2 separate regions of the Homo sapiens genome follow, and region 2 is linked to region 1. Evidence: read pairs that join two places in POLR2A ChIA-PET (ENCODE). Cell type or tissue: GM12878. All regions are shown on one strand. Region 1 holds the start of NOPCHAP1 (NOP protein chaperone 1). Region 2 overlaps SLC41A2 (solute carrier family 41 member 2).

Region 1 (2,500 bases):
CAAGCATTTGTTTCTTCATTAGTAAAACATGCTTGCCTGGTATTTCCCCTTCCCTGAAGACGTTCAACCCAAGGAAAGCAGCCTTTTGGGGATTTTGTCACCCACTCTACCTTTCCAGCCTCATTTCTCACTACTCAAATCATCCCAACTCTCTATCCCATCAGAGTTCCAAGAGGGGAACGTACAAAACTCAAGGCTTTGCACACCCTATTTCTAATACCCGGAAAATCCCTTAACTCTCTGGTTAAAAAACAAATCCTGTTCACCTGCAAAGCAGAGCCGCAACAAACATCCATTGAATGCCTACTACTTAAGGCCTACTGGATTCGTGATCAGAGCACAGAGTCTGGAGCCAGACTACTTGAATTCAAGTCCCAGTTTTGCTACTTTCTAGCCACATGATCTCCAGAAGGTAAATTACCTGTATGATAAATCATGTCTCAGGTTCCTCAACTATAAAACAGAGATAACAGATTTTCTGCAAAGGGTTGTTGTGAGGATTAGATGAGTTAGTTTCTGGGGCATACATAGTAAGGACTACATAAGCTTTGGTTATCATTATTATACTTCCTTCGGAATCTCTGGGTTCTCACAAAACCTTTTCTTCAAGCTAGTATTTACTGACAACATGCCCAAGCCTTTTTAGGCATTCTCCTCCTCACAAAAATTCTACAGGCATTACTACTATCACCATTTTCCAAATGCAAAAACTGAGGCTTAGGGAATGAAAATAACTCTAAGTCCCACCAGTTAATTACTAGTGGAGCTGGGATTCGAACTCGTGCTTTTAAATTCTACCTATAGTGTCTGAAATGCTGTGTGGATTTCCTGGATGCATGTCTCCCTCTACAAGACAGCAGCACTAAGGGGTGGTCTGTGTGGGTGTGAAAGAGGTAGGGACTGTTAGCATAATATTACTCCGCTTCCCCCTATCAGCCAACTGCTCCGACCCAGGCAGCCAAACCAAAAGCCCTCCCTTCCCCAAAAGAACTCGAGAGCTTCCCAGCTTCCAGGGCAGGGCAGATGCCTGGCAGCGGCGCCTGGCAGGGTGGGCGCTCACTACCTTGCAGAATATAAGAACCACTAGCTGGGGAAACCATTCCGGGCCCGCAGCCGGGTGCCCGCCCCAAAGCCCCCACCCCTGCCGCGGGCAGGGCACGCCGGAGCCCCGCAGCAGTCCCCGGGGCTCCCCTCGAGGGTACGGAGCCCGGGCAGGGAGCCACCGGCCGGCTCCCAAACTGCACCGGCCGCGCCTCCTCTGCCGCACGTGTGCGGCCCATGCCGCCGTCACCCGTCCGTCACCTCCGCGGCCGTCGCTTCCCGCCGTCAGCAGCTCCTTGGACACTGGGACTCCTGAGGAATCCCGGGTGGGCGACGAACAACTCGGGCTAGCCTTGGGCTTGCCATGGACCTCCATGCTTCCCTCAAGCCTGCACTCTCAGGCCCGGATGCAGGAAAAAGGCTCGGGTAAGGGGGCGGGGAGAGGGCCGCGATTGGAGGAAACTGCGGTGGGCGGAGTAAGGAGCGGAGAGAGAGGCGGGGCGAGCGTGGTGCAGCCTGGAGGCTGCGCGGGAGCAGGGGCCATTCCTACTCCTGGGAAAAAGAAAGGTTCAGACACTGTCATAGGAAAAAACAGCGGGCAAGGCTCGATTTCGCCAAATTCGGGCATAAAGAGCATAACATTAGGCTTCCCTCCTCTTTATCCTTTTTTATTAAATTTTTTTTTAATTGGTGAAAAAACACGTAACAAAATCTACCATCTTAACCATTTTTAGTTGTACAATTCAGTGGTGGCAGACCTCTAGATCATTTTCATCTTGCAAAACTGAAACCTTATACCCATTTACCCCTACTCCAGTCCCTTGGTAACCACCATTCTACTTTCTTCTTTGTTTCTTTCTTTTTGAAACAGCCTTGCTCTGTCGCCCAGGCTGGTGCCTCAGCCTCCCAAGTAGCTAAGATTACAGGTGCACACTACCACGCCCGGCTAATTTTTGTATTTTTGTATAGAGACGGGTTTTCACCATGTTGGCCGGGCTGATCTTGATTTCCTGACCTCGGGAGATCCACCCACCTTGGCCTCCCAAAGTGCTGGGATTACAGGCGTGAGCCATCATGCCCAGCTACCATCGTTCTACTTTCTGTTACTATGAGCTTGACTACTTCAGATACATTATGTAGGTGGAATCATACAGTACTTGCCTTTTTGTTACTAATTTCACTTAAAATAATACCCTCAAGGTTTAGACATGTTGTAGCACATAACAGGATTCTCTTCTTTTTTAAGCCTGAATAATATGCCATTGTATGTATATACCACATTTTCTTACCATTGATCTCTCAACAGGCGTGCTGGTTGCTTCCACCTCGTGGTCATTGTGAACGCTGCTGCAATGAACATGGTGGTACAAATATCTCTTAGAGACCCTGCTTTTCAATGCTTTGGGATACATACCCAGACATGGGATTACTGGATAATAGGGTAATTCTACTTTTTAGG
Region 2 (2,500 bases), 120 kb after region 1:
TCTCTTGTGACATGTTTAATGTGTGGCTGGTCATTATAGCTTTTTCTATAAATGTTATACCTTCTCTTATGAGGATATAAGCTTCTTAAGGACAAAACTGCGTTCTTATTTTATTTCTTTGTAGCACCCTATAGTGCCATATACAAAACAGATGTTTAATAAACAGTACTTCACCAAATGCTTTATTCCTTTTGAAAGCACTCCAATTAACGTGATTAGAAGTTATTCAGAATGATTTTGGCACAGTAATTGTCCAATAACATAATAGATTGTAACAAAAAATCATTTTGATGAGGATATAGTATTGGGGAAATATTGGAAGGATATCTTAGCAGAAAGTATCTGGGAATTAGTACCACTATAGAAAAATAAAAATGGCAACACATGGCTAGAAAAGATCTATTTCAAATGGAAATAGAAAGTTCAGAGAGTAATCTAAGCTCTGGATTCTGATATACTTTTGTGTGGCTTGCAGGGACAATATAAAGGCATTTATACATTCGTATAGTAATCTTTAAACATACAGTAATCTTTAAAAGCTATTAACAAGATTCAACATTGGGCCAGTAACTGGAATATATATATGTTCACATGATTGTTGCTCCTTTCTTTCTGTTTGCATAAGTTCCAAGAAGATTTAAAAAATTCTTTTTCACATATTTATAACTGCATGGCTATCTAATTCTTGTGTGTACATGATATTTATTGATTTGAAAAAATTATTAGATATTCTCTTTGTAGGCGAGATCTGAGAGGCAAAATGTTGATTGATTTTTCATTTTTCAAGATTAACTTTAAACAGATGGCTTAGCTGAAGCTGTAAGAGCAGTAGCAATTAGCCTCAGGTTACTGCATTCCTATGGAGACTAACAAGGATGCCACCTGGTTATTTACAGACCATTCTAGAATATCTCTGCCTTAATGTGGTGGTGTGAGTAGAATCTAAATTTATCTTGAATGTCTCTATGCTTGAGGGATTTTTAGCACAGTACCATCTTAGGTTAGAGTGATTTCTAGAGTATCAGTTCCCTCAGAAAATTTAGATCAATTATTAAGGGGCATTTAGAAAAAAATCACAACTTACAGTGCCCATTGCTTTGTTGTTTACATAGAAACAGCTAATACATAAAAATTGTCAATCATAACAGCTACATGTTTCAGAAGAATTTGGGGTGAGAATGATGAACACTATTAATGAAATGATATAACAGCAGTTGGGAAATGCCGTCAACAATATAAAATGTGAAAACTGGATCACAAAAGATGCTAGTTATGTTTGCCAGTTAGGAGGCATCAGAGCGATTTGAACCACTTTAGCTGTGTTAATCTTTACTTTTCCGTAGTTTGCCTATATCACAGAGTCAGTATTAATGTATAATGGACATTTATTAGGCTTAAAATTCCAAGAAGTTTTAAATATGCATGTATTAGTTATCTATTGCCATTGTAACAAATTAGCACAAACCTTGTGGCTTAAGACAATAGAAATGTTTTTTGGGTTTTTTTGTTTGTTTTGTTTTTACAGTTCTGGAAACCAGAACAATTACAATTAAGTATAAATTCAAAATGAGTTATATAGGAATAAAATCAAGGTGTCATCAGGATTGGATCCTTCTGGTCTTGGGGAGAATCTGTTCCTTGCCTCTTCCATCTTCTGGCAGCTGCCTGCCGGTGTTCTCGGCTGGTAGCTGTATGACTCCAATCTCTGTTTCTGTGGTCACATTGCTTTCTTCTCTTCTGCAGCCACATCTGCTCCTGCCTCCCTCCTATACCTGCAATTATATTTAGGGGTCACACAAATAATCCAGGATAATATTCCCATCCCAAAATTCTTGACTTAATCATTTCTACAAAGCCCCTTTTGCCGTATAAGGTAGCATTCACAGGTCCTGTGAATTATTACTAGATTTTATTCATCCTACCCTAATACCCATTATGATATACCCAGATTTTAATACAAAATATTATTTTAACCAGGATCTTTTAAATGTGTTTCATTTAGAAGGAAGATGATTTTACATTTTAATATTAATGTGGAAGTTCATAGTTGGCCTTTAATTGACTATTTGCTCTGTTGATTGTGTCATTGGTGGTTTTCTAAAAGTAATTCTTTAATTTTATGACATCTATAAAACACCAGTATATCCAAAAAAGAGAAATGTTTGTAGCATCTCTTTTTATATATTTGTAATTTTCCCTACCTATCAAAATTGGATTAGAAGTTAGCCAGGAATAAGTTAGGAGGGTCCTATAGAATTATCCATATGGTCTAATTTGGTGGGAATGGGCATGTTGGATTTGGCAGGTAATTGAAGTAGAATACATTTACAGTAAACATTTGGAAATTTGGGTTTTATCATGGTTTTCCCACCTTTTTAACATTTAACAAACTTTTATTTGAAGATAATTATATGTTTATAGAATAGTTGCAAAAATCAAAACAGTACAAAAAAAACCCCTGCATACTCTTTATCTGGATTCACCTAAGGTTAACATTTTA

Evidence for each region. Peaks named below come from ENCODE experiments on the same cell type or tissue, not always from the same donor. Only the 100,000 strongest peaks of a DNase experiment are listed, where the experiment ranks them.
Region 2: POLR2A ChIA-PET joins it to region 1 with 6 read pairs; 4 of 35 experiments call an interaction of 5 or more read pairs at or near these places.

Annotation. Positions count from the first base shown.
Region 1 is chr12:104,985,270-104,987,769 of GRCh38, reverse strand. NOPCHAP1 (NOP protein chaperone 1) reads right to left here and starts at 1,454. Exons shown (of 4, transcript NM_152318.3): 1 at 1,303-1,454. The coding sequence starts at 1,417. LOC105369952 (a long non-coding RNA gene) reads left to right here and starts at 1,400. Exons shown (of 2, transcript XR_007063436.1): 1 at 1,400-1,467. RefSeq lists a silencer at 975-1,224 and enhancers at 777-1,287, 1,288-1,800. In GM12878, no CTCF peak of the experiment used is centred here; a DNase peak (open chromatin) is centred at 1,479; H3K4me3 peaks cover 2,199 bases; H3K27ac peaks cover 1,789 bases.
Region 2 is chr12:104,869,434-104,871,933 of GRCh38, reverse strand. All of the region lies in intron 6 of SLC41A2 (solute carrier family 41 member 2), which reads left to right. Among named protein-coding and RNA genes, the nearest start is that of SLC41A2, 88 kb to the left of the region's middle. In GM12878, no CTCF peak of the experiment used is centred here; a DNase peak (open chromatin) is centred at 943.